4 separate regions of the Mus musculus genome follow, and regions 1, 3 and 4 are each linked to region 2. Evidence: chromatin loops called from intact Hi-C (ENCODE). Cell type or tissue: heart. All regions are shown on one strand.

Evidence for each region. Hi-C counts contacts between places; a loop is a spot of excess contacts. Peaks named below come from ENCODE experiments on the same cell type or tissue, not always from the same donor. Only the 100,000 strongest peaks of a DNase experiment are listed, where the experiment ranks them.
Region 1: it touches region 2 in a loop (3.0-fold over the local background); 5 of 42 quality-filtered maps call a loop at or near these places.
Region 3: it touches region 2 in a loop (3-fold over the local background); 5 of 42 quality-filtered maps call a loop at or near these places.
Region 4: it touches region 2 in a loop (4-fold over the local background); 22 of 42 quality-filtered maps call a loop at or near these places.

The regions. Positions count from the first base shown.
Region 1 is chr8:47,708,710-47,716,709 of GRCm38, forward strand. It overlaps Cdkn2aip (CDKN2A interacting protein), which reads right to left and starts at 5,222. Exons shown (of 3, transcript NM_172407.3): 1 at 4,811-5,222; 2 at 4,179-4,309; 3 at 635-3,585. The coding sequence starts at 5,061. The coding sequence ends at 2,276. In heart, a CTCF peak has its summit at 4,734; a DNase peak (open chromatin) is centred at 5,272; H3K4me3 peaks cover 2,473 bases; H3K27ac peaks cover 1,974 bases.
Region 2 is chr8:47,529,114-47,537,113 of GRCm38, forward strand. It overlaps Trappc11 (trafficking protein particle complex 11), which reads right to left and starts at 4,357. Exons shown (of 30, transcript NM_177240.3): 1 at 4,206-4,357; 2 at 1,539-1,764; 3 at 216-385. The coding sequence starts at 1,742. Rwdd4a (RWD domain containing 4A) reads left to right here and starts at 4,532. Exons shown (of 8, transcript NM_203507.3): 1 at 4,532-4,830. The coding sequence starts at 4,807. In heart, a CTCF peak has its summit at 4,172; a DNase peak (open chromatin) is centred at 4,438; H3K4me3 peaks cover 2,903 bases; H3K27ac peaks cover 1,795 bases.
Region 3 is chr8:47,409,988-47,417,987 of GRCm38, forward strand. It overlaps a transcript of Stox2 not described here. Among named protein-coding and RNA genes, the nearest start is that of Gm22857, 26 kb to the right of the region's middle. In heart, CTCF peaks have their summits at 2,708 and 3,517; DNase peaks (open chromatin) are centred at 2,654, 3,764 and 4,324; H3K4me3 peaks cover 2,690 bases; H3K27ac peaks cover 1,668 bases; H3K27me3 peaks cover 5,134 bases.
Region 4 is chr8:47,671,259-47,679,258 of GRCm38, forward strand. It overlaps Ing2 (inhibitor of growth family, member 2), which reads right to left and starts at 3,901. Exons shown (of 2, transcript NM_023503.3): 1 at 3,248-3,901. The coding sequence starts at 3,422. It overlaps AA386476 (expressed sequence AA386476), which reads left to right and starts at 4,133. Exons shown (of 1, transcript NR_166692.1): 1 at 4,133-8,000. In heart, a CTCF peak has its summit at 4,170; DNase peaks (open chromatin) are centred at 2,273, 2,523 and 3,973; H3K4me3 peaks cover 4,216 bases; H3K27ac peaks cover 3,245 bases.

The DNA.
Region 1 (8,000 bases), 180 kb after region 2:
TATAGAAGGCTCTTTCCGTAACTCTCCACCTTACAGACTGAGGCTCCCTAGGACTCCCCGTTCTCCCAGTGCTGCAACAGATGGGCCATCACTGTCGCCCAGTGTTTACATGGAAGCAACACGTATTCAACTCACTGAGCCAACTCCTCCCATGGGGATCTTTAAATTCTTATTAAGAGCATGCTGTATAAATGAACACCGTAACTTTAGGAGTCACGCAGCTATAGCCCCAGCACTGAGGAAGCAGAGAGGAATACTACTTTCCAAGTTCAAGACCAGCCAGGACTATATATAATATACTCCGTCTCTCAAGAAAATATATCATCAGTTTTCATTTGCTCTGTTTTATGGAGGTACTGGAAATTCAACTCAGGGCCCTGCACACTAAGTAAGCATTCTACCACCTACCTTTTCCTTGGTGAAGGGGTTTCTCAGAGCCACCTGTCTCTGCCTTCAGAGTGCTGAGATTAAAAGCATGCACCACCAACACTATCACAGGACTCATATCCCAGAGCCTTTTTCTTTTCAGACAGACATCGTCTCAAACTGCTCTAGTGCTCAAAGGCCTTAGCTCTTCTTGACTTAGCCTGTCAAGTAGCTGAAATTATAGGTCTATGAGAGCACACATTCTTCCACATCAAAAGATTATTATTTAAAGGATTTTCAATATAAAATGCCTTTATAAATTTGTTTAAAACAAATCACTTTAGAAAATTACCCAATCATCTAATAAGATGTATTTCAAAAATGTATTTATTATAATTTTTGGCTCACTTTTCTGGTAAGCATTAGTTTACAAAATACACAACAGAAGAAACTTGACAGTGTTTTTTACAACTCACTTATGTTAGTGTTTTCCACACTATATAAGGGCAGTCAGACCATTTACAGAATATAGATTTTGCTCTGGTATCCAATGAGCTATTCTCAAAAAAAAAAAAAAAACAAAAAAAAAAACAAATAATTTAAAAATGTTATCTGGCAAAATACAAACATCCCTGATTATTTCAGTTTAAACTCAGTACATTAAGTGTCTTTATTATTCCTAAACTACAAACTAATTTTTACACACTTAAATTGTGCTTATGTTCAACCTTCCAATACCAATATAACTAGTAAATATGAAAGGTCTTTTTCTACATATATTATCTCCATTATTGTCCAGTGTGCAGTTCCTAGAAAGCCAGAAGGCCAAAAGTCATATACCTTAGACAAGACTTTTAAAATAAACCATGTCAGATTAATAGAATTACCTAAGACACAGAAACAAGATTCTACTATATTACTAACAGATGCAATCCACATGAATACACAGTCATTAAAGAACTGACCATAGCTCTCTAGTCTTCTCCATATTCTTCTGAAATCTACAAATACAAAAACCACCCGGTTCTAGATATAAACTTCCCTATTTATAAGAATATGTTTTATACTATGAAAACTACTTGGTTGTAGTTTGAATAGTAGTGAGGAGCCTTAGTTATGACCAGGGTAGGAGAAAAAAAAACACAACTTCTTGAAAAGGTAAAATAGCTTAAAGCATTTAATATCTAAACAAATCAGTCTGTTCATAGTAGTCACAAAATATGCTTCCTATAGAAACCAACATTATGTCTTAATAAAGTGTAAATTGAAATTTACCTCAAAACATAAATTAACCTGCTTAAGAATCTGCAGCCGTCAAAATCATGGTGAATTTTAAACAACTTTAGAATAAAATAACAATAAGTACTTTATACTGCTTTATATCTAAAAAAAAGTTTACAGCTTTTCATGAAAATAGTTTGAGACAACTCTTCTTGTTCTTTAAGAGCTGTTCAGCATCATGAGCAACATTTTTAAACCTTAGGTTGTATAGTTTCACACATTCAAATACTGTGGTCCCCCTTCTTTTATGTGATTCAATCAAGTTAGGAAAAAAAAAAAAAAAAGGCATGGTAGACAACTTAATACATTTCTACCAAATTGGTAGTAGTAGTACAAAAATTTTAAGATTCTACAGAACTACACATCGTACCTAATATATCATTAAAAATAGAAGATAGTATTTTCTTCAGCAAATAAAACAGCACGCTGGTATGCTGTCAATGTACACCCTTTAATATGCACTGTCATAAATTATTTACAGCTCTACTTTAGTGAAGAGAACGAGAATTTAAATTTTCTGCAAAACTGGAAAAAAGCAATATAAAATCTGTGAAAGCCAGTGTCTTATATAAAAGCCAGTTTTTCTCTTCAAACACCAGATACTGGATTCAGTGCCTACTTGGAGAAGTTACAGTAATTCTTGAGGATGTTTCAGTGCTGGAGGTAAGTTTACGGGTCTTGCTTCTTCATCCAGGAGTACTAGATCCTCGATCTCGCTGCCTCGGTACTTCCTCTTACAGATCTTCACCACCACCTTCTTCTTGAGAAATAACTTCAGTGCTTCTCTCGATGCGACGGCTTTTGCGTTTTCTTTGCTTTTTCCACAGCCAGTGCCCAAATATACCGACTTACACCTCAATTCACAGACAATACTTTCTTGAGAGCTCTTATTTTGAGGCAGATCTGCCAGTTCTTTCAGTGGGACAAAAAACACATCCAGTGTTGCTTTCAGAGCCTCAATAGCCGCGTTCAGCAGCTCTCCGTGATTCACAGTGGGGCTGAAGCCACCAACTGCTACTAACTTCCACGCCACCGTCTTATACAGTCTATTGAAGAAAGGTTGCTTCTGTTTTATGTCTTCATTGGTTAACTTCCGACAAGCAAACTTGACAGAACTCTCACTGGCCTGGGAGGTACTTTTCGAAGGCAACTGTGAAGTGCTACTCTGAGAACCACTCTTGGCAGCTAGCTGAGACACGCTTCCTAAGGAAGCGCCACTTTTGGTCGCTAGCAGTGAAGCAGCTACCTGAGCCGTGCTTTTGGATGTCAGCAGCGATGGATTTGTGGAACTGCTCTGGGGGGTTAGTAAAGAGCTGCCTGACGATGAACTGTTTTTTGAAACTGATGATGAAATGTTTGCCTCTGAACTAGATTTAGATGTTAACCCACTGGAAGCTGTCTCTGAACTAGACTTACAAGACAGTAATGGCAACTCTACTTCTGCACTTCCAGAGGAGCCCAACAAGGGCACCTCAATCTCTGAGCTGCTCTGAGAGGCTGAGCCTGAAGAACCTTCCAGAGCACCCTTTTTAGGTGACCCACTCTGTTGTCTGTTATCAGTGGACTGGGTCATATGACTATTCATACTGGACTTCAACAGGGAAGAAACAAATGACGCTGAACCACGTTTATGTGGAGCTTCTGACTCCAAAGCCTTTCCAGACCCTGCGGTTACCTGAGAGGAATTGCTGCTGCTCTGGCTGCACACAGATCTGTCTCCTTCACTTGTGGCGCTATCCTGATGGGAGCCACTGGAGCTGCTCCGAGCTGAGGTCCCACCACTCTCGGATTTGGTGGACGACCCCCTGGACGGCGAACTGTTTTCTTGCTGAGCTGCTGAACGATCCGTTTTGGCAGATTTTTTCCCATGATCTCGCTCAACTGAAGAATTGTTTTTTCCTTCTACGGCTCGTTTTTTGGATGGCTCCTCTACCCCTTCTAGAAAGAAGAAAAACACAGGTATTTTACTAAGAGTCCTAAAGACATGACAATCAACAAAACATTCATTTAAAAATCACAGAGAGTGGGGTGGCAGCAAAGTGCCTTTCATCCCAGCATTCAGGAAGCAGAGGCAGGCATGACCCCTGAGGTTGAGGTCAGCCTGGTCTATAGAGCAAGTTCCAGGATAGGCTGGGCTACACAGAGAAACCCTATCAAAACAAAACAAAACAAGACAAACAAAAGCACAAAAAAATTCTTTTTTCAGAACCAGTAGTTTCTTTTAAAATATGGAACAACTTCATTAGTATGTTAAAACAGTATCAATTAATATGATTAGTTTTTAATATTAAATTAACAGCATCAGACATTGGACTTGAAAATCTAAAAGTTAATCAAATTCAGCACCAAAACAGACAGACAGACTCAGACAGACACACATACACACACAGTGTAGCTTTAACATTTTAACTAGATTAATACAGCATACACATTCTGGATTGTTAAAAAAAATTAGTAATGACAGCGATTCCTAATTTTATAAAGCATATTTTCTAAACTCCTATGTATGTTCACATCTATGATCTGCTAACCATTGCTACTTGATATCCCTCTTTTCTTCACCTTGGCAACCAGTTCGTCTCGTGTGGTATGGATTGGAGCATCTGTCACTTTGATGCCTTCAGCCATACTAAGAATTTTATCCATAACTTTTTGAGGGTACCTGAAAAAGAAGCAAAAGTCGCTCTCAAGAAGTGGTTTGTTTTTGTTGTTGTTATGCTTTATTTTTTTTTTTCCGAAAGTACTGGCAGCGTGAGGAATGCAGGAGTGCGCAGACTGCATTTCCTGGTCGTGATCAAAGTGTACGAACCGCGCGACAATCGAAGATGGCCCAGACGAATGCCCTAAGGGCTCGGGAGGCGGGTCTGTGCCAGGGAACCTTTAAACTCGGGGTCTCCCGGGCAGATACTGTCAGCTAAGCACCAACAACTCCATCTGCCGGGCGCATACCACCCGGACGCCCGGCAACTGTGAGGTCGGGGACAGCCCCGGACGCCCTTCCTGCTCTCCCTCCGAGGACCCACAGTGTCACACCGATTCCCGCGCTTCCCAAGCGGCCCTCCCCAGCGTCGCCGGTCCCCGCGAAAGCGCTCCCCGGCCAGCGGCAGGGGGCGTGGAGCAAAGCCCGGAAGGCTGGCTGGAGAGCGACGCTCCCTCCACTCACCGGCACCCTAGGAAGACATGGTTCGCCCAGGCCATGGAGAAGGAGACCAGCTGCTGGAGCTGCCGAGTGCGGGCTCCGCTCTCCGCGTCCGCAGTCTCGTCGGTGGCGGGGACCAGGTCCCCGGCATTGCGAAGCAGAAACTCCCGGCGGTGGCGCCAGTGTTTGTCCGTCTCGCCCTCGCAGCGCAGCGTCTCCACCCAGGCGGCTACCCGCGGGTTTTGGCTCAGGTACTCGGACACCTCCTGCGCCATGTTGGGGACCCTGCGGGACGGGGAGAGCGCAAGCGCACGGAGCCCCGGGGGCGAAGCGGCCCTGTGTCAGCGCGGCCTGCACCGGCGGCCCTCCCGAGAACGCCCCTCCAGGAGCCCAAACCCCAAACAACAGAACAAGGCGCCGACGAACCGCCCACTTCCGCCGGCCACCGCCTCGCTCCCTTTTATAACCTCGCCGCCGCCGCTGCCGCCGCGCGCACACGCGACCTTCCGGCGCGAGCGCGTCCTCCCAGGATGCTTTGCAGCGCCCAGTCGCCAGCGACTCGCTCGGCGGTCGCGCCGGCGGAGGCGGGGCCGAGGCGACTTCAGCGGCCAGCGGCCCTCCCCGCCCTCGGCGCCTAGGGGCGGCCGCTGGGGCGTTCCGCCGGCGCTTTGTGACGCCGCGCTCCGGGGGGCCGGGAGAGGGGGGCGGTGGGACAAAGCGGGCGGAGCGCGGAGACCTGGAGGCGTCCGAGTTGCCGCCCCGCCCCTCCTGCGCGTTCCGCCCTCGGACGCTCGCGGTCGCACGCGGCCAAAATAAACAAAAGCTGGCTTCCGCGCCTGCGCCCTGCCGCGAAAGCCGCTGAACCCTTGGGCCCGAGGCTCGGAAGGTCTCCGGGCGTTTGGGGACCTGCGGATGCCTTGTGGGATGGGGACAATAAAAGTACCGAGCACGGTTGTAACTTAACGACGAGCACAAGCGGCTCCTCCAGTTGGATCTAACCGGCTCTTTGAAACCAGGCCTTTGCGCTTGCGCCCCACGATCTGGCTGGGTTTCCGCGGTTTCTTAAGTTCCTGGTTCAACCCGCTTCCTCTCCCTTAACGCTTTTGGTCCCCGAACTATAAATGACCCCGTGCCAACTGGTTTTAACTGTTAATCCCGGTTGGACCAAAATGGAAATGTATCTGCTTATCTCGTCCTGGCCTCAGTCCTCAAGAGCAACTGCTTCTGCATTTGTTTTGTTTTGTTTTATGAGTTCGATTTTTTGCTTGCATGTGTGTCTGTGCTACATGTGTGGGCCTGGTGCCCTTGGAGGCAAGAGAGCAATGGCTCTCCTGGAGTTGAGTTGACCCAGGATTTTGAGCGCCCTGTGGGTGCTGGGAATTGAACCCAGCGCCCTGTGGGTGCTGGAGGTCTTCTCTAAGATCTCGTACTACTGAGCCATCTCTCCAACCCATGGATTTTTTTTTCTGGCGTGTTTATTAACATTTCCAAGTCTAGGTATGTGTCAATAAATCAAAGGATCAATGTAATAATATGAGATAGTGATAAATTATGTAATTGAATTTTCCCTCAATAGATTTTTGCGTTTTGTTGTGAAAATGCTTAAATCAGAATAATCACGCAAAAATTCAGTCATTTGGTTACTAAACTTGATAGCCATGGGCCTGTGCCCCAACACTGTTCAGCTCCAATAAGGCAATTAGAAGGGACACGTTAGTAGTGGAAAGCAGGAAAAGGCTTTCAAAGAGGCCACACTGGCAAGGAGAGACAAAGCACCCCTTTAATTCCAGCACTCTGGAGCAGAGGCAGGGGGATCTCTGTGAGTTGAGGCCAGTCTGGTCTACAGAGCTAGTTTCAGGACTCCACAAAAGAACCCCTTTCTCAACTCTCCCCCTTCTCCTAGCAGAGAGAGAGAGGCAGACAGACAGAGAGACAGAGACACAGAGACTGAGACTCACAGGCATCCATCCCATCTCAAACGAGTCTTTTGGAGCTCTGAAATGAGATTCACGTTTAAATAAAAGGCCAAGGACATGGACATTTAAGATAGGAGCCGTCAAACAGTGGCTTACCCATCAACCAGCTGCTTGCCCACTGGTATCCCGGCCTGAGGCTGCTGGGACAAGGTGGCTTAACAGTGGTTAGAACGTGAAATCTTTCTCAGGAAGACAAAGTCCCCGTTGGCTGGAACCTTTTACTTCTAAGACTTTTGGGGAAATTCTCATTTCTCCGGGGTCCATTGTCTCACTGGTCTACTGAGAGAGTGAGAAGCAAGAGTCTCTTCTAAAATAACCAAGTCAGCCCAGCTTTGTTTGAGGCCAGACTGGGTAACAAAATGAACAAGAACAGCCTGGCTACAGCTAACCTTTCAATGGCAAAGTTTTTTCTCTTTGAAGACATAGTCTTGCTGTCTCTATGATGGCCTGAAACCGGTGGTTCTTCTCAGAGTACAGTTCCGGGCCTCCTCACTTGGATTCACAGTTATATCAAAAGCCAAAAGAGTCTGAAAACAAGTATTTATTTGCAAAAGTTGAGTTCTTGATAGGAAATATATATGTATTTTGGTTTCAGTTTTTTTTTTTAAAGGTTTTTTTGAGAAAGGGTTTCTCTGTGTAGCCCTGGCTGTCCTGGAACTCACTCTGTAGACCAGGCTGGCCTCGAACTCAGAAATCCACCTGCTTCTGCCTCCCAAGTGCTGGGATTAAAGGCGTGTGCCACCACCACCCGGCGGTTTTAGATTCTTAAAAAGTTCAGTTTAAGACCAGTGGGATGTTCAGTCCTCCACGCTCCATCTTTGACCTCCACATGTGCCACATTGCACCTGTGCACCCTCCCACAAATACACATTCACATACATAATGGGTTCTTCATTCAATATAGTCTGATTACAGTCCCCCCCGATGTAATTTTTGTAAATATGAAGATTCAGGGTATAGGCCATAGACCACAAAGTTGAGAATTACATTCAAGAGAAAAGAAATCTCAGGATAGCGTTACGATTTACGTGTGAAATGTATGTCTAAGCATGGCCGCTAGCTGACAACACTATCTGGAGAGGTTGAGGACCCTTTAAAAGGAGGTGAGACTTGGGGGAAATCACTGGACATTGGGCCTTGAGAATTATAGCCTGACTGGGCATCCAGTTGGCCTCCCTGCTTCCTGTTCTACTAGGAGTTAAGCACTCCTGGTGGTACAATTGTGTCTCCACAGAGCT
Region 2 (8,000 bases):
TCTTAGAAACAGAACGAATTTCAAAGGAGGTCAACAATCTCAGAGAAATCATCCCAGTTTAAACACTGTTCGGTTACTTCCAATAAGTGTTTTTGAATACAGTTCCGGGTTAGAGTGCTGGCCATGAACAAGGGGCCGTGGGCTCAATCCCTGACACCACAAGCATACAAGTCCCTAGTGAGCAGACCCTTGCAAGCCCCGCTGTGGCCCCGTACCTGACAATCTCCACTCTGGTAGCGCACTCAGACTGCTTCTCCTTCCACTGAGGCTCGTCCCAGTCCAGCTCATAGAACACGACCACCAGCGCCGGCACCAGGTTCAGGTGCTTATTCATCCAGCCCGTCTTTAAGACCCCTTTAGGGATGTACCACTCGTACGACGTTCTCTGCCAACCGTGACAGAAACAGTTAGCTGGTCAGAAAAGAAGCTGAGGCTGCCTCCAGAGTGCCAGGCACTCCACAGGTGTGGGCCTCAGCCAGTGTGCACACTGCCCACTCCCAAGAGGAGAAAGTCAGCCCATCAGAAATTAATAAAAGGTGTCAGAGTGGAACCTCAACCCCACAAACACTACACTTCCCATGAGAGGAAGAATGTCCAGAGCAAAAAGCAAACAAAGTCCCAACAATGCCAAGGCTCTCAGCTCCTGTCAAAGTATTCAGCCATTTTCCAGGCCTGCTCCTACCCTTCCCCACTCCCATTTCTGTCCCTGTAAAATAATAAAGTGAACTAAAATCCACTATGCCTTCATTTGTTTACGTACTGTCCTGACAGCAATTCACCTTCCCTGTGGATAAAATAAAAATGGTTTAAAAATGGGGGAAGCTGAACCCAAGTGTAAAGGCCATGGATTCCACACGATGCCAGCAATGAGGAACGGGTAGCCCCACATCTTCCTTTTAAGAAGATTACTAAACTATGGAGACGTGGGGCTGGGGGTCAATGAAAAGGAAAGTGGGATGGGGAGGTAGAACGGACACTTTCTGCAAAGCCTGGGAGTTCCTGAGCTCAAAACTGGAAGAAAACTAACACTACAAGTTGTTATCAGACCTACACACACACACACACACACACAATCTCTCTCTCTCTCTAAATTAATTTTTTTAAAGATTTAGTCTATGTATGGGAGTACACTGTAGCTGTCTTCAGACACACCAGGAGAGTGTATTGAATTCCATTACGGATGGTTTTGAGCCATCGTGTGGTTGCTGGGAATTGAACTCAGGACCTCTGGAAGAGCAGTCAGTGCTCTTAACCACTGAGCCATCTCTCCAGCCCAATAAATTTATTTTTTAAAAAGAAAAAGATGTACGTTCATAGTATAGAAACCATTGCAATTAATCAGCTTGAGGTTAAAATTAGGCGTTATTAAGCATATGCATATATTCCATAGTGTATGAAAATACCCGTTTTTCCTTAGGCACAACCATGACCTTTACCCTGATAAACCCAGGGGTTTTATAGCACACATAATTGGGATAGGATTGGTAGGAGGAAGAGGACAGGGCTGTGAATGAATGCAAGTGATCTTATGTCATTACCTTTGATCTACATTTTGGATATTCATGGTCACCTGGGAGCACCTTGAAAGAAATTGGTACCCGGTCAGCTCTCCGATTGGCACAGAAAGCATCCCAGACTGCTCGATGGACAGCATTATAGACAACATCAAGGCCAGTGAGTGTAACAAAAGCCATCGGCCGGCAACATAACTCCACAGGGAAGTCCCACTGTGTGGGGCTCATGCTGAGGGCGTCAAGGAAAAATCTGAAACACAAATGCCAAGATAGGCATAATTAATTTTAAAAACCAACATCACTACCTAATTATAAACACTGCAAAAAGACAAAAGGCTTTGTATATACACAGTCAAGCAAATAGAAAAGAGCAACGTGAAAACTTTAATTACTAAGTCAGATTTATTAAAATTACTAATTGCACAATTTCAATTTCACAGAAAAGGTTGTACTCAGTTTTCAGATAAATTCTCTATTTCCAGTAATCTTTCAAAATGTATATCAAAGTGTGGAATGAACAGACTAAGAAAGCCGGTAAGTGAGGAAATTAAAGTAGTTCCAGCCTGGTATGCTGGCACATGCTGAAATCCCAGAGTGCAGGAGGCTGATACAGGAGGACCAAGTGTCCAAGACAGGCTGGTGTAAAACAGTAAAGTAAGACTCTGTCTCAAAAATCTTATTAAAAATATTCAAGTCATATACGTGCCCCGTTATCAACCACAGTCAATAAAAGTTAAAAAGCTATTGACTTACATATATATATATATATATATAAAAATCTAACTTTCTCTGATTTCTTTGGAATTACAATTATCTAATTTCTCAATACTTAGAATATAATTCATATAAAGTGTGAATTATTTAATAGCTGCTTTTTTGATTTTCATAATATAGGATGACATAATAGGTAAAGGAAAATGTCTAAGAGAGACACCAGTAATGAATGGAAATCCCTAGGGCATGTTGGTATTGTGTCCTTTCGTTAAGTCTACAATAAACGCAGGTATGCATTAACTTTACAAAATGACTGTACAAAAAAGGTGCTTATTCCAATCAAAAGGGTCACTATCTATTTAAAACAGTTCCTTATTTCTGACAGGATTTATCACCTGCTTTTTTAAACAGTGATCGCCATCATCACATTATACACACCACAAGGTAATCTCTGGGAAACTTTTAGTGTAAATGCCACCTGGTCCCTAAAATGTGGATTATTTCTACCTGAAACGCTAATCACCTTTACTAATTAGCTACCTCACACTCAAACGCTAAAGGAACAATGGATAGTGCAACATGAGTTGGAAAGCTTGCCAGAAATGATGTATCTACACCATAAGCTTGCAGAACTGCTTCAAAAGACCTTTGGGGAGGGTTGTGCTATGAGGGCAAAGAAATCCACAGCTTCTGGGGAGTAAGATGAAGAGCAAAATAGAAGTGGTCAAAATATAATATGGCTACCATATCTGCCTAAAACCAAACAGTCTAGATGAGAATGTGAAAGGGCCTTTTCCCTTGATCTTAGAGGCTCCAAAGAAATAGCTGTGGCCCTTGAATATTGACCGGCTATAAGGGGAAGTAGAATAAACTTGCAAAGTTTTAAAATTAGCACCACCTGAGAGGTATACAGCATGAATCAAAGAAAAAAAAAGTCAAAATTTCCAGCAGTTATGTTAGAAGGGAAAAGAGAAGTTGGCTCAGAAAGCACTCCTGAAAACCCATCATTGGAGAGGCAGAGGCAGGGGGCAGTTTCAGGCCAGCCAGGGCTATGGAGATATCAAAGACAGCCTCCCAACTCCCCCCCAAAAGAAAAAGAAAGATGTGGGATTTTAGATATATTCTATTTTAGCCAACAATATTTTCCAAACATCATTATAAGTTATCGATGAACTTGTAAAAACCTATTTGTGCATTGTCTTCAAGCCTGTGCGTATTTTATAGGAACTGCACACCCTCCGTTAAACTAGCAGATTTCAAGTGCTCTCTAGCCTTCCCTTAGTTACTGGCTCTCACAGCTGACAGTGTAAATCTTTTCCAACAACGTCATGAAAACTACACCAGCAATCCCGGCTTTATTCTACCTTACAAGCTTGGACACTTGCAATGGTCCTGACTATGCTGTAGGAAAATTTAAAAAGGAACGGAACAGGACAAGTGTTGACTGAATAGATTTCAGTGACACACAGGAAAGAAATCGCTTCCTGATTTCCCGGAAAATAATGGAGAAACCAAGCAAACCATTGACAGAGAGGGAACATGGAGAAGTACAAAGTTAAGTCCTCAGCACCAGATCACCTCGTCAGTGCAATCTATCATAGAAGAGAAACAAGCTAACCCAATCAGAGTATCTACTAAAGAAGACGGCTATCAATAAACAGGTGGTTTGGGATGCAAGTCACCGGCTAACAAGCAAGGATTCAGAGACATCCGATTGCAAAACGCTCAAATGAAGAACCAAAGGGCTGTCCCTAGGATCTCAGCATTAGGCTCTAGTAGCTGCCACTGGGCAAGGAGAATAACCTCAAAGTCCTAGAAACTGACATTATTTTCCTCCACCACTCCCACCTCTCTGGCAATAATTCTTTGCAGGGGAAGGAGAAACGCCAAGATTGCATCGGTGGACGCCAAGGGGAAACGCAGGCCACCAAGCCAGCCGGGATAGCCTGGCCTGGAAGGTCTCTGGGCCCAACTCACCCTGGCCGCACGCCCTGGACCCGCTGCAGCTGCGGCGAGTCGCCGTCAGCCCCGAAAGAGGCAAGAGAGCCAGGCAGGGGCGTCTAGGAATGCGGCCACCGACAAGCAACAGCCCCAGCCGCAGACCGGGCGACAGAAGGCGACACTTCCTTTTCCCCGCCTCCGCTGGCACAGGAAGCACTTCCTGGGCTTGAGTGACAGCACTCCACACCAGTCCTGGAATAGAACGGGTTTCCTTGTTAGGAAGGTGTTCCATTTCCTAGAGGAGAAAGAGTTGGGGGCGGAAAGAGAAGGAGCCAATAGGAGACGCGATCGTGAGAAGGGGCGGGGCTTCCTCGGTACCGCCCATCAGTAACTGGTCAGAGGTCTAGGTGTCCCTTAACGTGATCCCGGTTCCCGATCACACATAACGCGATCCTGGGTTCCCGGCCCACAATCGACTGCCGGTGGCTTGGTGCTGCCGAGGATCTGGAGCGCACGAGGTCGTACCCACGGCTGCGAGGAGGATTTCTCTAGACCGAGGCGCGGAAACGGGGTGCCCCGGCCTCCCGCCCGCTGCCCGCCCGTTCATCGCGGTAGCGAACGCCGTGCGCCCGGCACGATGGGTGCCAACGAGGACCAAGAGGTGAGAACCCAGGACTAGACACCCCTGTCCCGGCGCAGGTCACGACGTGGAGCACCCAGACTTCGCACGTGTCCTTTGCTCTGAGAACCTTCTTCGCCTGTCCGGATGTCCCACGTTGGTGGTTCCCCTGCCAGATAGCACTGGGCAACCTTATGGCCAGCAAGCACGAATGGGTTACGTGAGACTCAGCCTCCCGCTTCCCTCATTTGTCATTTTTGTATTTAGGTCTTCCTAGATTTCCTTGGTAAGATGAGTGTCCTTGGTCCACGACCCTAGAGCACTTGGCCGTCCTTAAATCCCTTGTGTGGCTTAGCGCTTGTGTGTCGAGTTATTCTGTCTTCAAATCTGAACGCCTTTAAATTTGAAAACTTGTGGTCTCGTGGAAAGGGTCGATCGAGTAAGTAAAATCTCTACAGAAAAATGAATGACCCTGGTGTTTCGGTTTCTGTCCATAATGCTCAGTGAAGTCACTCCTCAGTCTGTTGTTGAGGGATATACAATATTTTTGAGCATCCTCATGTCAATCAGAATTTTGTAGTTTGTGTTTTGGTTTTTGTTGTTGTTGTTATTGGTGGTGGTGGTTTGTTTGCTTTGCAAAATATCAAAGTCGGAAGGAATAGGTCCTATAAATCACCTGTCATTGAACTTTCCAACTCTGTAATGTGTCCAGATGAAAAAGGAAAAAGAGCACCCTAGCTTGGTGAACGTGGTAGAGTAAGGATTAGAAGATAAATCCCACCTGGCGGTAGTGGTGTACGCCTTTAATCCCAGTGTTAGGGTGGCAGAGGCAGGCTGATGTCAGAGTTTGAGACTAGCCTGGTGTTCCAAAAATGCCTTCTCAAACAAAGAAGACAAATCTTATGTAGCAGTAGACTCCTTGTGTAGTAGTAGATACATAGTAATTTGTTGTTTGTTTTGAATATGTTGCTTAAAAATTAACATTTGACAATGTGGGTGTTAATAGAATCTAGACTACAAATACTCCATACAGGAACCCCACATTCACAAGGTAATTGGTATCTGAATATCCTGCTAAAATATTCTTACCAGTTCAATGAATCCAAAGCATTAATAAATCCAGGTGAGGGAGACTAGAGAGGAAGGGTTAGAGACTACTAGTGAGTGGTTACAGACATAAATGGAGAAGAGGAAAGTCTAATGTCATTTTACACAGTGAATGACTCGTTTTACAGTACCCTGTGCATTTCATAATAGCTAGAAGAGCTTCGAATGATTCATTGACAAATAAGTGGTTGAAAACTTGGGGTGATAGTTGTAACAGGGACACTTACCAAAGAACTGCATTGTATCCCATAAATAAATACAATTTTTAAAATAGTTTTTTTTTTTAACATATATGAGTGTTTTGCCTACATATATGTATGTGTACCACTCGGGTGTCTGGTACCCAAAGAGGCTGGAAGAGGATGTTGGATACCCGAACTGGTGTTCTAGACAGCTGGGAACCACCATATAAGTGCTAGAAATTGAACCAGGTCTCTCCGTTCTTAACCCCTGAGCCATCTCTCCAGCCCCAACCAATAAAATTATTCTGTGTCAGTTTGAAAATAGTTCTTTCTCCGAGCAAAGCACAATGTAACACTTAATGGATTTGACTGCCGGGCCACCATCACCACTGGTTGCTGACTCCACCTCAGACCTAACGAGTCAGAATTTCTGTGGTAGAGTCCAGGAATCTTTGATTTCAGCAGCGAAGTTTTATTCTTCCTCATGATAGGTGTCTGGATCTTTGAAGATAGTTTCCTGCCCGGTTTTGAAGATACTGCCTTTGAAAAATAAAACAAAACAACTAAAAACACATCATATGTTTCCAGTTCACTTTTGTTCATGTATCTTAGTTCCTGTGCTGTCCTGAACTGAGTATAAGGACAGAATCCCCTCCATTTGCCTCTGCTGAAACCGTTGCATCACACTGTCTTCTGATTTACTGTCTGTCCACATCCACTTAGTGCTTTCTACAAAGTAGTTCATCCCACATCCTCTACTTATATATTTAGGTGTTAAATGCAATATCTAATGTGATAATGTTAATATTTACCCTGTTAAATATTATCATAACTTGGTTTAAAAGAACTTTGGAGGGGGCTGTCCTAATTCTTTCATCGGCTTGACTTATATTTTCTTATCAGATTACCATCCATCCATTTTAACAACCTGTCATCTCTTTTTGTTCCTGCCCAAGTTATTAATTAGAATATGGAAAGAGATTATGGCCAAAGTGACATTCTCGAGTCCAGTTTGAATGTCTGTGTTTTTCTTTGTTGTTGCTGTTCTGCATTGTTTTTGTGCTGATCTGTCCTGGAAAGGGATCCTTGCTGGGATCTAAAGAGACTGAGTCCGCCGACCTTCTCTAAAGTACAGAGTTCCGCTGAGAAGGATTGTTGAGCTATATCGTGATGTAATGCTTGCAGAGTCCTAAGGATTCTAAGCTCGCCTGCCCTGTTTCTTTATGATCTAATCTGAAAATTGTACATGGAGAATAAATCAAGGTCACCCTCTTTAGTCTGCAGAGTTAATGACGTCAATCTTTTTGAAAACTAAAACAGATACTCTTGTCTTTGTTTCTCCCAGACTCAGCTCTCACGCACAGTGATGGAGATTTCTCATTTGTGGGACCACAGTGTTCTGAGAACAAAGCCTGGGCAGGGGTTACTAATTAGCATCTTCTCTTCTAGTCTCTCGATCATCTTGAATAGATCCTGTCAATTTTCTTTCTGATATTCTTTCTTGGGACTGAGCTGTACTACATAAGCATTGTATTACTTTATGGAAATGATTACCGGTATAATTGATGTTCCTTTTCAAGTGGGAAATTGTTGTGCTTCCTAGTTCTCATTTCCAAGTATTTTCAAGTTGCTTTAACCTAAATCTTTCCTCTACAGTATAGAGAAGGAATATGGTAATGTGCTCTTCACGGGGTCTATTCGAGAATTAAGTGAGCTGATACAATGTGAAACTCGTTAGTAGCACTCAACACCTACCCTTTTTTTTTTTTTTTTTTTTTTTTTGGTTTTTCGATCAGGGTTTCTCTGGAACTCACTTTGTAAACCAGGCTGGCCTCGAACTCAGAAATCCGCCTGCCTCTGCCTCCCAAGTGCTGGGATTAAAGGCGTGCGCCACCACCGCCCAGCTCCCAACACCTACCCTTA
Region 3 (8,000 bases), 120 kb before region 2:
TTTACAGCTGGTTAGAACCGTATACTTTGGGGATTACAGACACTGAAACGCTTGCATTTTCCAATGTAGATGTTTCCCACTTCCCAGTAAGCTATGAAGTAAAATATGAAGGGCAGAACAAGACAAAAGTTTCTAGGTACTGTCTATGCAGCCTCTCGTCCAGGATGGCGTAGGGGCACTGGCCCAGGAGATGTGCATCTGAGACTGGCAACAAAGCCTTCTTTTCTCTTCTTCACTGGGAGAATCTGAGAGAACAAGTTCACTACAAGTTCACTGTCCCTGGTGGGATCTAAGGAACCATCTAGAAAATGATCCCTTGTGTGAATGTCATTATTACTGCAAGAATAATAAACCGTGAGCTAACAATTGGCTGTCGGTTATTTCGGAGCCCCGCCTGGTTCATGTTCATGTTCAGCAAGTAGGAATATCATGCTCTCTGCAGTGCTCACTGGTGTCTCTGGTTCTGTGGCTGACCCACATGAAGTCATTAACTGAGATCACAAAAGAGAATGAAGGTATCTGACCACATGCTTAAGTGCAAAATAGAAGATCAGTTGGAAGACTTACTAAAAGATATGTAGTAACATTAAAATATAAACCAAAAAAAAAAAAAAAAACCCAGATTACTAAAAAGTATCAAAGCCGGTGTTTGCTTCCTGCTCTTGTACATAGATTGAGTCCGAGGGCATGCTAAAACGTCAATCTCATTTTTCAAAATCAGATTTCACCGCTTATGGTGTGATTCTTTCTTTCTTTTGATTTGTCACCAGTAGTAACATTGTGTTTCAGAATGAAAGGCAGTGAGCCAGTCCCCAGTACCTCCGAGAAAAGAGGGGGCCTGCCACAGGCATTGACATTCCCGTTGGAGAATTTTATAACACATCCTAATCTCTCTAACAACCCATCATTAGAACCACCATTAGTGGGGAGAAAGTGAAGCAAGCACCAGCAGACATCTTGACCCCCCAAGGGGGTTCAAAAGGCAGTTGCCACCTGCATATCAGCAGGTACCACCCCCAACTCCCCAGCCCCAGCTCTTTTATCTGATGCCTCAGGGTTTTAAGATGAAGCATCTTCCTCCAACCCAAGACCCTAAGTTAAGGGCTGAGCCTAATCCTGCAGTAGCCAAAGCAGACTCCTATCAGGAGAAGGTCAGCCTGCAACAGGCAATATTCATAATAACGGCAATAATCAAGCAACTTCAGCAATGGGTTTGGAACCTTTCACATTTGTCAAAATGCTTCTCTCTGGTGAATATGACAGATCACTCATTGCAATCTATTTATAAAGACTCATAAAATAACATTTTTTAAAAAAATGAACATACCGAAATGTTTTCAAATGAAACTATGTTGCTGTTCCTTAGATCCTATCCCCAAATTTGGTGGGCGTGCAACGGCCTCCAGATGAAACGAGTAAGGAGGCCATTGTCAAACTTTTCAGTTTTACAAGGGGTACATTAGACTATAAAGTACATAGATGAAAACTCCAAATCCAAACACAAAAGCAGCCTGAGATCGAGTTTCAAAGGAAACTAACAAAATACTGTAGAAAAGGTCTTGACGATGTGTGCACAAACTTAAGGATGACGATTCGCCTCCAAATGTTCAAGTCCTGCACTGTAAAAGAAGTAAAGGCAGACCAACCCTCAGAGGCGTTCATCTCGGCCCCTTTAGTAATGCAGGCAGCTTAATTACAGGGGCTGAACTAGGGAGATGCGGGGCGTCGGGGTGGGGGGGTGGGGGGAGGGGTAGAATCAAGATCGGTCTTTGAGACAATAAGAAACAAGCTTTCACTAGATGTTTGTCTGGTCCATTCAAAGGAACTTTCACAAAAACAAATCTCTGCTACGAAAAAGAAAAAAAAAAGACAAAATACAGCAAAATAAAAATGCTATCTGTTTACCATCCGCATAGAAAACACATTAGTAGGTAAAAGCTAATCCTTCAGGGGGGCCGCGGGGACCACAGAAGGTCGCTTTACGGGCTTCTACAGTTTGAACTTTTGACCTCTTCCCAAAATGTCATAAAAGAATGTTTAAGCCCTGGAACTAGAAAGAATGCTTTCTTTATCGGATCGTTTCATAAAACATCGCTATGTGCTATATTTGCTCTTAGCCACCGGGCCCGTCGTCCAAAACTAAAGTTTTCTAAGCGCCAGGTTGCCCGGGATTAAGAAAAACATATTAAGTAGGATTGCAATAAAAATACAAGTCAATACAACCCTGAGTTACAGCCACGAAAACCCCTCTTCAGCTATTCTGCTCAGTATTTTCTTTTCTCCTTCGCCACCAACAAACTAAAAGATCAAACGTTTTCCCTAGCTCCTCTCAGTTGTCTTTTTTTCTCCACCTTCAATCACACAGTACTGTTTGGAAGTTCTCCACAAGCAAAGAACTATACCTTTTGTCTTGTACGGAAATGCGGGAGAGTGAGAACGGCGCCAACACACCTGAGCCAAACGACGTGCCCCACGAGGTCGCCACCCTGGAAAAGGATGTCCTTGGGACCGAGGCGCTTGTGAAGGGCCGGCCACGCACACCTGGTACCACTGGAATCCCGACTCTCCGCGCCCTCCCTCGGCTTGGCCCGCACTCCCCACGCCCGCGAGGCGTGGAAAAGCTGACATCCGTAGCCCCGACCCGTGTGCACCCTAGAACTCCGCGCCGCCTACCTGGCCAGCCCCAGGCGCCGCCCCGTAAGGCGCGCCACCGACGCCGCCAGGAGGCTCCCCTGGCCGCCCCTGACGCGCGTGGTGCAAGGAGCAGTCCACGTTCCAAGTGCCCTAAAGTCCCCCGATTCCGCGCTCCCGAAGCGCCGCGGACCCCTTCCCAGACCGAGATGCGCGCGAGAATCCTGGGGCCCCGGGAACTCGGCCTAAGCGCAGGCTCAGCGCCCTCCGGAGCCGGGGATAGGGGATAGGGCAGGGACCCCGCAGCCCGACGGAGCGGCGGCACTCACCCAAGCAGCGGATCTGGAAGCCAGAGGGGGGTCGCAGAGCCCTGCGTGTCCAGCCCTCCCGCAGCGCCTCTAGATGCTCCTCCTTGCCCTGGATCAGCAAGACCTGCTCGTCGATCCAGCCTAGGAAAAAAGTCTCGGCCACCGCGGCTGTGACCTTCTTGTTCCAGAAGTGTTGCATGTTCTCCGCTTTGAAATCTGCGAAGATCTCGTACCCGATGTGGTGTCGGGCGAGCTGCCGGGGTTGGGTGGGAACCGGGGGCGAGGGCTGAACCGTCCCGGGCTTCTCCTCTGCGGAGCTGTCGGCCGGGCCCAGGACGATGGCCAGAGAGTGCGGCGCGATCTGCAGAAACTTCTCCATCTTAACCAGGCATCGGTCGCGCAGACTGCACTCACCGGTGCCGCCTCTGCGGGCTGCTGGAAGGAACCGGCACCGGACAGTGGCTGTGGAGAGTCAGAGTCTTGCCTGACGTTGGGGGCGGGGGGTCCGCACCCTTCCCCGCCCGTCCTGCCCCGCGGGAGCCCGGGAGCCCCAAGGCGCAGCCCGCGGGAGGGCGCAGCAGGTCGCCTCGCGGTAGTGCCGGGAAGGGACACCGACGCAGAGCCTGCTGCCCCCCGAGGTCCCGCGCCAGTTACCTGCAGCCCTCGGCCACCCTCCGGGCACAGCTCATTTTCCAGCCGTGGCACCCTAGCCTTCCTTGGCAGCCCGCAGCTCCAGCGGGGGCGGAGAGCCGGAGGAAAGGGTGCCGAGGGGGCGGGCAGTTCGCCGCGATCCGGGGAATTCCCTCGGCGGGACCCGGCCTGAGGAATTCCAAGAAGGCCGGTACCGGAGACCGTGAAGGTGGCGGTGTTGGCAGGGAGAGTTGAGTTTAAGCGCCCAGCTCCGGGCAGATCCGGAGGGGGGAGGGGGACGCGCGGCGCCACTGAGAAGGCACCGATTCCGGAGCAGCGAAATGTCGCTCCGCCCCACGCTCCACCCCCGCCCCCACCTCCCACCTCCCCTCAGAAACAAGTGGTTTCGCTGGCTGGTTAATGTACCCTAAGAAGTAGCTTTTTAAAAAGCCTAGTCAAGCACGAAAAATTGTCATCAGTCCCTCCTCCAACTCCAGTGGACCCTCTTCTGTCTCCAGCCTGTACGCGACCCTATCCTGGAAGACACCCAACAATTCCCGAGGTTAGCTGTGCAGTGGAGACAGAGATTATTATGCCTTCTGAAAAACTTTAACCTTGTTTCTGTGCGAAGTTCTGATTTGCATAGAAGCTCTAAAGAGACATAAGAAGCTCAGGGTGTAGTTGAGTTTGCCTCAAGATCACCAGGAACACTTGATTGTGGTCATGAGATGGCTCAGCAGATAAAGGCGTTTGCTGCCAAGCCTGGGTATTTGAGTATGATCCCATGAACCCACGTGGTGAGAGAAGAGGACTGACTTTGAGAGGCGCGCGCGCGCGCACACACACACACACACACACACACACAGAGAGAGAGAGAGAGAGAGAGAGAGAGAGAGAGAGAGAGAGAGAAGTGTTTTTTAATAGATAATTGGGCACCACTCCTAGGTTCTATCTCAAATGATTGAGTTAGTATAGAGAGAGGCATCTAACTCGTTTGTCATTAGAAAGAAAATAATCCCATGTACTTATTTTGTGTGAATGTGCAGGAAAGTGGAAGTCAGGAGATATCAGAAGACAGTTTATGCTCTCCACACAGGTCTGGAGAACCAAACTCAGGTGATAGACAGGCTTGGCAGTAAGCTTTATCTACTGAGCCATCACGTTGTCTCTTTATTAGTAATTTCTAAGAAATATCTAGGCACTGCTGTTGCGGGTTCTGGGCCATCCTCTTTAAAAAAAAAAAACACTGACTTAGAAAAAACACTCAGGTGATGGGGCCGGGGCAGCTAAACTGTTCTCTGGGGGCTTCTGAGAATTTAAAAATCACAAAAGTCAGATGCTTTAGTCTAACTGAAGGACGACCTTGGAAACCTCACTGAACCCTGGTTTCCCACGTGTATAATGGGAGTCGCATCCCGCCTCCCTTACTGCTTGCCTGAGAAGACTCCAGCAAGGGGGTAGGTCTGACTGTGTTTGCATTCAGCAGGGTTCACAGGCTCCAGGTGCTCCATCACAGAGCCATCCATCCAGGGACCACAGCTGGGACTCCACATTCTCCCCTCGGAGTTTGGAGTTTCCCGGCGCCCACTGCCTAGTGAGACCTGTTATTTTCTTGCCTGGATGGTAATGTTCATCTCTAAGCTTCAATTTGCTCTCCTCTTCACTCTGCTCTCTGGGCCTGGGTCTGGGTAATGGCAGCTGGAAAACACAAGACAGAAGGCACACTTGCAACTCTATTTTTGCTTAACATTTCTGCCTTTATTATTCTTTTTGCATGGTTTAAAACTAAGCTGCAAGAATTGTACAAAAAAAAAAAACAAAAACAAAAATCCAACAACATATCTTCAACCAGATTCTGAAATCATTAAAATTCTATTATCTCTACAAACACCCAATTTCTTTTTCTAACTTTTAAAAATCTCTCCACTGTTGCTATTTTATTCTTTGTAATTAGCAAGTATCTTCTTCAGAATTATTTTTAAGCACGTGTAAGTATGAGTGTCGGTATGTGGGTATGTACACATACATGTGGGTACCCACAGACACCAGAAAAATGGCTTCAGATTCCCTGGAGCTTGAGTTAACAGGCAGCTATGAGTTGCCTAACATGAACTCTGGGAGTCAAACTCTGGGCCTTTGCAAGAGCAGCCCACATCTCTGCAACATGTGAAGTATCTTTTTAAAAGCAGAAAGGAAGAAAGAGAGAGGGGGAGGGGGAGGGAGGGGGAGAAGGAGGGGGAGAGTGGGAGAGGGGGAGAGGGAGGGGGAGAGATCTGCTTTCTGGATAGCACTGGTGCATGCCTTTAATTCCAGCATTCTCCAGGAGATCCAGGCCAGTGGATCTCTGTAAGTTTGAGGCAAGCCTGGTCTACAAATCAAGTTCTAGGACAGCCAAGCCTACACAGAGAAACCCTATCTGGAAAAACCAAAAAGAACAAACAGAAAGATTGACCTATTTTATGTGTGTGCATACTGGCCTGCGTGTATGTACACTCGTCAGATGAATGCCTAGTGACACAGAGACCAGTAAAACGTGTCAGACCCCCTACAACTAGAGTTATAAATGGCTGTGAGCCTGTGAACGCTGAGAGCTGAGCTCAGGTCCTCTGCAGGAGCAGCAACTACTGAGCACCGGGCCCAGCTTCTCAAGAAGAATCTCTTTGAAAGACCCTCTGAGAGCGTGTAAGTATCACGGTGCTGTTCCTCAGCACGGAACTTGGCCTATTATTGATCCTGGCTTAGTTAATGGCGATGATTGCTAAGGTCTGGCAGTGTAGGTCTGTGCCAGCATCCCAATGTTCTACTTCCCTTTCTCCTCTTCAGTTTGTAGCCACAGGGACTGCGCATTCTTACTCAGTAGATTATAAGACGTGACTCTCATAATGTATAGCGCATGCTCTGCACAAAGCAAGACCCATAGGATGCTGTAAAGCTGGCTGGCTCCAGGGCCCTTGTATTGAGCCTATCATTCTCTGAGTACTTCCTTACTTTCTGACATGTCAAGATATTGCAGGATCTTTTTTGCTCCAACCAAAGGACCAGGCCACTTTTCCATGGAGTGCTGCTTCTTTTTAATGTAGAATGCTACTCAGGAACCAACATCTGGCTACCAACTATGCTCATTGCTATTGAGATGGCATTTGTCTTTGACTAGTCTACCTCTCAAGACACTGCACTCCCTGCTCCATGCGATGACACCCTCGTTGGTCCATACAGCAACAGTAGGCGTGGGGGAGGGGTCCCTCTGTTCATTCAAATAGTCAGTATGGAGTGGGGCCTAAGACGGATGCAGGGTCTGATTGCACGGATGTGGGATCTGAAGCAGGCAACCTCTCTGAAGTAAAGAACTATTACAAGAAGAGGGATAATGGGGTAACGTGCCTGACACCCACTGGGGAGGCAGCAGAACACCCATCCCCCACCTCTCTAGTCCTACACGTGCGGATATAATTACTCTTAATGTTGCCGTGCACATACTACCTGCTTCTCACAAAGCCCAGAATATGACTGTATTGCGACGCTTCGCTTCTCCCCTCCACTGAACAAAATCATCTACTACTAGGGGCGTGGATGCCGATTCTGAACATTATCACATCTTGCTTTGCTTTAAAAGTCTATTATCATAGAAGAGAAGGGGTTTTAAAGCTCCCCTGGACACATTTTCCTTCTGGCAACTGACTCCCTTCCAGAACTTTCTTAAATGACTGCTGTGCACCCTGGACCATCCTGAGATCAGTTTTTTCCACCTGAATACTTCCAAACTATTAGGGGAAGACCCCATAGGCCTGGGTAGGGTGTCCCTCTGTCCTGATCCTTAGTCATAAGACCCCTTAGAAGCTGCTCACAGCATCTTGAGTATCTCTCAAGTCTTTCCAAATCTTAGCGTGTCCAGGTGCCAAAGCCAGCCATGTTCTGTGATTTCGACCTTTCTCCTACTTTGCTTTCTATTGCTGTAATAAAGACCAGGACTCAAAGCAACTTGGGGAGAAAAAGAGTTTAATTTTTCTCTTGTAGTCCATCATGAAAGGAAGCCAGAGCAGGAATTCAGGGCAGAAACCTGGAGGCAGGAACTGAAGCAGAGACCGTGAGGGAGGGCTGCATACGGCCCTGCTGTCCGTGCCTGTTTGCTTTTCCATACAACCTAGGAACAGCAGTCCTTGGTGGTACCCTCCCACATCGATCATGGATCAGGAATTGCCTAAGGGTCACTCTGATGGAAGAGTTTTCCCAAGGGAGAGTCCTCTTCCCAAATGTCCCTGACTTTGGCCAAGTTGACAAAAACAAACAAACAAACAAACAAACAAACAAAACAAAACAAAAAAAAAAAACCAAAACCCTAACCACTGTTGGTCACCTTGCCTTAAAGCAGCCATGTTTGTGCCCAGACACTTGACACTTGGACAGTGTGCCCAGGCTTGGACACTAGCCATA
Region 4 (8,000 bases), 140 kb after region 2:
GTAATACTTGATGGTCAATTTTGCCACAAGAGCTGAGGGTAAAGAAGACTCACACCATAGCTTTACATTTTTAAGCACTCTGTGTGTGTGTGTGTGTGTGTGTGCACATGTGTGTGTAAGCTATCGGGCAATGCCACCGCACTCCTCATGGAGGCCAGAGGACAATCTATGGGAATCGGTTCTATCCTTCCACCATGTGAGTTCCAGGGTTGAACTCAGGTTGTCAGGCTTGGCTGGAAACCTTTTTTACCAACTGAGCCATCTTGTTGGCCTGTGCATTTCACGTTTGAAACAAACAAACAAATATATCCAAAACTTTGCTGAAGTAGGCATATAAGTGCATTTCCTACGAGCCTAATTTTCTTATGGGAAAAATAAAGACATTAGCTATTTCCTTGTTAGACACAAAATAAAGATTATAAAAAACATAAACTTCATTTCAAGTATTTTAGATCTCATAATTGGAGTTAAATATTCCTTGTGTCATACTTGCACACTAACACTGTGATGAGATAAAAATTTATAAAGACACCTTAACTATACAGTGAGGGGAAAAAAAAGCAAATTTTAAAGAAGTACTCAGCCCATATTGTGGGCTAGAGATTTTTTCCTTTCATCTTGCTGGCCTAGTGCCACAAGCTGCTAGTGGCAGCTACTTGAGAAAGTGAGGCAGGAGGATCCCAACTTCAAAAGCTGTCTGGGCTACACAGTGGGTTCAAGGCTCTTCTGGGTAACTCAATGACCTCCTATATTAAAATAAAGAGTGAAAAGAGGGTTTGGGAACAATTCAGTGGTAGGCTGCTATTGCTTGCTACACATGCGTGAGACCCTAGGTTCAATGTTCAGCACTTAAAAAAATGCCTCCAGAGTAAACCTGTGAGAATGCAATCACTGCTACCTGAAGTGGGAAACAATGATCAAGACCTTCAGACTTTGAACTGCCAAACGTGCACATCTGATCATGCAACACTTTCCATACACTGTACAAACGGCATCGGAAATCCCACATTACATTCTAGCTCAAAGGCTAAGATTTCTCTAGAAAATTATGAATGAAATGCTGAGGAGACAATGAAGGCTTCCTATAGCCATATCCTGCAATAAATATTTAAACCAGTTGTGCTTTTTCTTTGTTTCTCTACTTAATGAACCATGCAATAATTTCTGAAAGGCACAGTAACATTAGACCCCCATACTAGAAAATACTTAAGAATCAGTGAATATAAAATCTGGACCAAGAAAACAAAAATATATAAAGCTTCTAACAAAAATAAAACTGTGAAGTTGAGCTTAGCAACTCTGTGCCTATGCAGAAGCTAGACCACGATTTGTGTATTAATCTTGGAATTAATCTCAATCATAATGGAGCTGGTTTGCATTAACCTCTCAGTCTTGTAAGATCTACTATTCATGTTACCTGAACAGTTTATGACAATTACAGGTAACTGGTATCACAGATTTCCCTGTCAAAAAATTATGTCACTACCAATCTAAAAGTCTAAGCTTTGCGCTTTTAAAGAAAAAAAACTACATATTTTGGCACAGAATTCTCATGCTAGGTTGCCATTCATGTATGTTCCCTATGTCTGCAGAAAATACCACAGAATGATTTTCATTTTTTGAAAGGGTGAACTTGTAGGGCCTTTACCTATCCTGTGTGAGTCCTAACTTCAATCTCTTGGGATTGAGAGGAGTCACAGTTTTAAAACGGTTTTAAAAGCAGACAGCTTTGAAATAAAATATTCTCCACCAATTAACTGAATTCATTATACCATCCCTATAAATTTTGTCTATAAAAGTAGATTTTTACCTCATAAGTCTTTGAATCTGGTGAAAACACTGTTATACTATAAACAGTGAGAGACTTAGAAAACAAGTTTGTCGATTGAAAACACCTAAGTGCTCTTACATGCTAAGTCACCATGGGGTGTATTACAGGATTAAGTTACAGGACTGGGGATGGTCTGGGGAAACAGAATGACTCCAAGTTGTTTTTATGGTCCATATTAGGTCTACACAGTTTCTTGACTAGGGGTTACTAAAGGCTGAACGTATCCCCATTTAAATTTCTCCTGTCCTAGCAGGAGAAAGGTATGACAATCCCTGAAGATATTCCCTGTCCTAGTTTCTTTGATGACAAGAAAAAGCTTTTCTCCTCATTTAAACTTGGTGGAGGAGGAACCCAAGGGTGCAAAGACGCCAGGTGGTTGCCCAGCCAACGAACCCACTTCCTCCAGAAGTCCGGAAGTGACACATGGCCCGGAACCTACGCTGAGCCAGGGTCAGAGACAGTCCCCCACGGCGGTGTCCGCGTCTTGATTCACTAACCGGGGTGGGGGGGGGGGCTAGGGAGAGATTTGAAATATCTCTCCCAACACCCAACACTGACTCCGCCCAGGCCCACCGACCGTCCCGCCCAGCAATGGGTTCAGTCCACCCCAGGACCCTTCCGAGCAGCCCGCCGTGGCCGACTCCCGCGGGAGCGCGCGCCCCGCCCATACGACGTCACACCTGCAGGCCCCGCCCCTAGGCCGGACCCTCCCCGCCACACACTCACACACACACGCACACACACACACGGACGCACACACATACACAACACACACACCCCTTCTCCGTCTCGCCCTGCGGGGGAACCCCTCCCCCTTTAACCATTTGGCAGTAGCCGAAGAAGGGCTGAGTGAGACACCGGGCGGCCCGGAACTTTCCCCGGGGCGAGAGGGAAGCACAGACCGTCCCAGTCCCGCGCCACGCCGGGAGCTGGAGGGGGGTGGGGGTGGGGGGAGAGGCATCTCCCGAGTCCACCTCCGCCGTCCTCTCGCCCCCTCCCCCCCATACGTTCCAATGCATCTGCTCGCAGACGGAGGGAGCCCCAGCAGGCAAGGGGCTAAGCAGGCCCAGCACCCCGGTCCAGCCCCGCAACCCTGCTCGTTGCACACTCTCCAGCCCCGGGCAGGACAGTGTGCGGCACCCAACCGGCAGGCACCGGAACAAATGCTCGCTTAAAAATGGCTGATTCCCGTCCGCGGCAGCTGCAGCCAGCCGCCGGAGCTGCAACGGGGGCTGACGGACGGGCGGTCCTCGGAAGTCCTCGTCAGCCGCAGCCGGGACAGGGAGGGCCGCGAGTGTGCTGTGCCGTCCCCCCACCCAGACACACACACACACACACACAACCGCTTCCCGGCCCCACACACCAGATCGCTCGGTGCACTCGGCGCACACTGTCACCCGAAAGAAGGGAAAGTACCTTGGTATTTGTTGTCCAGCTCCCGCAGCACCGACACGTTCCTCTGCATGTCGTGGGGCAGCGACTCCACACACTCCAGGTAGTCCTGCACGTAGCAGGAGAGCAGCCGGCTCCGCTCTCCGGTCAGGAGCGCGGCCGACGAGTACAGCTGCTGCTGCTGCTGCTGCCCTAACATCCTGCCGCCGCCACCACCACCACCGCCGCCGCCGCCGCTGCTGCTGCTCCTCGCCGCCGCCGCCGCCGCCGCCTCCGCATCCAGCAGCCACACATGCAACAGCCACGACCGCCGCTCCTCCGCTCGGCAGCCCGGCGCCGCGGGGACACGGCCGCCGCTCGAGAGGGCACCGCCGAGTCCCCCGATCTCCACTCCCCCAAGAAGAAGCCCTTACTCCCCGCCCCCGCGGTAACAAGCCCAGGGGCGGGGCGAGACCGGGGCTCCCTCCGGCCCCCTCCCTCTCTAGGAGAGCGAGCAGCGGGGTTCCCCGCGGCCGATGGCGCCGGGGCTCCCAGGCAGCGACGCTGGCTGTCCCCCCCGGGGACTCCCCAGACACTACCGGGGCTGCCCGGTCGCCCGGATCCCCGTGACAAGCCCCTCGCTACCCTCTCGCCTCTCTATCAGCCTCCGTGCCTGTCGGAGTCTCACAGGACTAGTCCCCGCCCCTTGGCCAGCGACCGCATCTGCGCCTGCGCAGCACTCACTCCTAATAAGGCTGGGGCCCCGCCCCTATCGTCCTACCGAAGAGTTCGCATTCTCCCGCCTTCCCTGCGCCACCCGGGCGATTGGTCTGTCAGCTCTCGCCTGGGGGCGGGGGGAGGGTGCGGAGGCCGGCCAAACGGCAGGCCGCGCCCCGCCCCCTCTTAAAGGGACCGCATGGCTGAGCCTGCCCCCTTCGACCGAAGTCCTGACGGTTGCCCCCGAGAGGCCGGGCGACCGCTCTCTTCGTTTCTGTTCCCCTACAGGGATAGGAAGCGCCGGCTCGGCTCGCTCGGCCCCGAGTTACCGACCTTGCCTCCATCTGGCGGATCCAGCGCCTCCCTCGCGAGCCTCCAAGACAGCAGCGAGCGGCCCCTGGGCGCCGCTGGCCGAGTGAGGCCTGAGGGGGAACTAAGGCGACCCAGGGTGCAGCGGGCGCGGCTCCGGGCATGCGCGGCGACTTCCCGCCGAGCGCCCCGCGGCCACGGTCCCGGAGCACCGGGGCGGACCGCGGAGGTAGGCGGTGCGCCCTCTGCCCTTTTAAATGCGGACTCCCCGCCTTGCGTGCGGCCCCTCCACCCCCCAGCGCCGGGGTGGCTCTCAGGGTCTGCTCCCCCTCCTCGCGCTTAAGAGTTTGGTTTAGGGAGGTGGCAAGGCTGCACGCCGCCCCGGTCCCCAGTCCCAAACCATCTTAAGGAAACTGTTGTCAGATGTCGAATCGCCTAGGCATCACCCGCCAGCGAGGACACACAGTCCTCACTGTCTTTTCACTCGGCTTCACCACTAGCCAGCAGGGGATCAGTGCAGATGGGATTAGAAATCGGATCAACCACCGAGTGCGGTGCTTTCCGTGTGAGGGATTATCCGCCTTACTCCCCCAGTACCATCAGTGAAATGCCGGTAGGAGGAGCTCACTGTAATTACGGATAGACTTCCGGAATGTATATAAATATGTGAGCTGTTTTGGTTTTGGTTCTCCCCCCCCCCCCCAACCGAAATAGGTATAAGAAAGAGTAGTCGCTTAATTCAGATGAGATGCCCAATGGGAGCGGCGTCTTTGAATGAGAAGAGAGAAAACGCCAGAGTGCTAAGTTTGGGTGCTCTTGCCCGGTTTGCAGCGCTATACCTGTTGCCCGGCCTGTTCAGCACACTTTCATACAGTGGGGTATATTAAGCAGCTGTTGGGATGCCAAGGGAAACCTAGGTCCTGGTCTAGATGAAAATTTGGATTTCGACAAAACACAACGCGGAATTCGGCGTCCTGAGGACAAGGGCTATATTGGAAGGCCTGGGAACTAATGTGTTAATGTACTTTAACGCTGAGATTTTGATCAGTGGAGTATTAAGCCAACCGAGGCAAGCACAGTATTTATTGAATTTCTGAGAACGTGGGACGAATTTTCTTTCCATTATTTAATATTAAAGAGCCAGGTCTTGTTGAAAATAACCATTGTTAAGGTTATTGACTTGATTTTGTTGTTATTTTGTTTTTGGTTTGGTTTGGTTTGGTTTGGTTTTGATTTCGAGACAGGGTTTCTCTGTGTAGCCCTGGCTGTCCTGGAGCTCACTCTCTAGACCAGACTGGCCTCAAACTCAGAAATCCTTCTGCCTCTGCCCCCCAAGTGCTGAGTTAAAGGCGTGTGCCACCACTGCCCAGCTTGTTCCCTTTTTTTAAAACCTGAATTAATTTTTGTATTTACTCACAAACTTGGTTCAGCCAATTCTAGCTAAAAGGTGGAATTACTGCAAGCTGCCCTGTTTCTTACTGATTGGAGTTAGACACTGTATGGGCCCATGGATTTTATACAGCCTGCTTTACTGAGCTGCAGGCTGACTGGTTGTGACTTACCAAGAGCAAAAAAAAAAAAAAAACAAGTTGAGAAGCAAGGAAGGATTTTGGAAAGCATTCTTGGTACCTCAAATAATTCTGACAGACTGAAGGACGAGAAAGAACTCCAGATCCCTGTTTTCCACTGGCACTGATAGAAACTTTGTGAACTTAAAACATGATAATGTGTATGGATTAGTGCAGGTGTGCTTTTCTTGCTGCATTTATTCATACAGGTTAATCTAATTCTGGCATCCTTCTGGAAGCAGCCTGTGTGGGGAAAATGTTTACTCGAGGATGGGAAGTAGGCATTGCATTCTTTAGTCCTTGCAATTCCAGCTCTTGACCCAAGCTATTTATCAGTGTCCTTCTCTTAAAGTAGCTACTCATATGGCCTCTTCAGAGTGGGTCTCCTAACTCCTGAACGCAAAATTTAAAAATCTCCCACTCTACACTCTAGAAATTGATGCTATTCTGGGGTGGGATGGGCAGGGTTGTTCTTTAGTATTTTGTCCTGCTCTTAAACTGACCTGGAAAAAGATAAGTAGCTGATGCCCCCCCCCCAATAGTGTGCAATTGGCTTCAAATTACTGGACTAAGTCTATTATGTGCCTTTTATTAGGTGCCTAATGGGAAATGTCCTCAAGCCTATTTCTTTTATACTAAAATGTTTATGTCCATAGTTAATATGGTATGAGATGAGAGAAACAGTCTCAACTGATTAAAAGCAAACTAGCAGGAACTGAGGGAAAACAGTTTCTGCCTGAATTAAGCTGATTACATTAGAAAATCTTTTCTTCTGTTTAATATTTCATTTTTTTCCCTTTTTTCTTTTCTTTGATTGGTGGCTGTGTACCATGTACATGCCTGGTGCTCAAGGATCTTGTATCTTTTGCACTGAAAAGGGTGTCAAATCCTGTGGACCTAGAATTGCACACAGCTGTGAGCCACCGTGTGAGCGCTACAGACCAAACCCAGATCCTTTGCAAGAACAGCCCGTGTTCTGAAACTTAGAGCCATCTCTCCAGCTCGGAATTTTTCTTTTTTTTAACTTTTTGAATTTTGCCTTTTAATTATTTTTTTTTTTTAGGTTAGCTTACAAAGTAATGGGTTTTATCGTGACATCTTAATACAAATATGTCATAGGCCAGGTTGGCCTCAGACCTGAGATCTTTCTTTGTCTACCTCTCAAGTGCTGGGAATACTCGTATGTGCTGCCATACCCAGCTTAATATACATTTAAAAAAATTTTAGGATGTAAACTTCCAAACACAAAAGTATACTTATATATACCATTTGCTCAGGATCCCCATTATCAGCATGTGACTATATTTAATGGATGACCTTTGTTTTTCATCCTCAGTGGAGTAGTAAAATCTTATTTGATGGGGCTGTAGATATGGCCCAGTGGTTAAGAGCACTTGCCGCTCTTGGACCTGGGTTCAATTCCCAGCATCTACAGTGCAGTTTATAACCATTCCTAATTCCAGTTCTCTGACTTCTGTAGGCACCAGGCATAGATGTGGTGCACCTACATACATGCAGGCCAACACTTACACACATAAAATTATCTAAACACTTTTTTTAAAAAAAAGGGCGGGGCATGGTGGCGCATGCCTTTAATCCCAGCACTCAGGAGGCAGAGGCAGGGGGATTTCTGAGTTGGAGGCCAACCTGGGGTGGGAGGGGGGCGGGCAGGACTTCTCCAAGGTCACTGAAAAGCCACCCAAACGATCTCTGCTGGTGACACTGCTTCTTAAAATATTCACTGAAGAGGAGCGTCTGTGCTACTTAGCAGTGTAGGGTCTCTTGTCTGACCCTACTTCTATTTTCTGTTCAAATTCCTCTCAGCAAAGTCTTGTATAAATGGGGTGTGTGTGTGTGTGTGTAGAATTTTTTATTACAGGAATTTTGGTTATTCTACCTCATGGATGTATATTTCCCAGCAACCACCTGGTGGCTCACAGTTATCTGTAACTCCAGTTCCAGGGGATCCGATCAATGCCCTCTACTGACCTCCATGGCACCATACACACAGGTGCACATACATACAAGCAAATGCAACACTCACTCATACATGTGTAAATACAAATCTTATGTGAAAGTGCTTTACCTATAAACAGATAAAATACAATAAGAGTTTAGACATACATTGCCATTACTCTAACCCATAAATTTTTCATAATAAGAGTTTCTGTGTTTGTCCACTGTCTCATTTAATCTTTTCACAT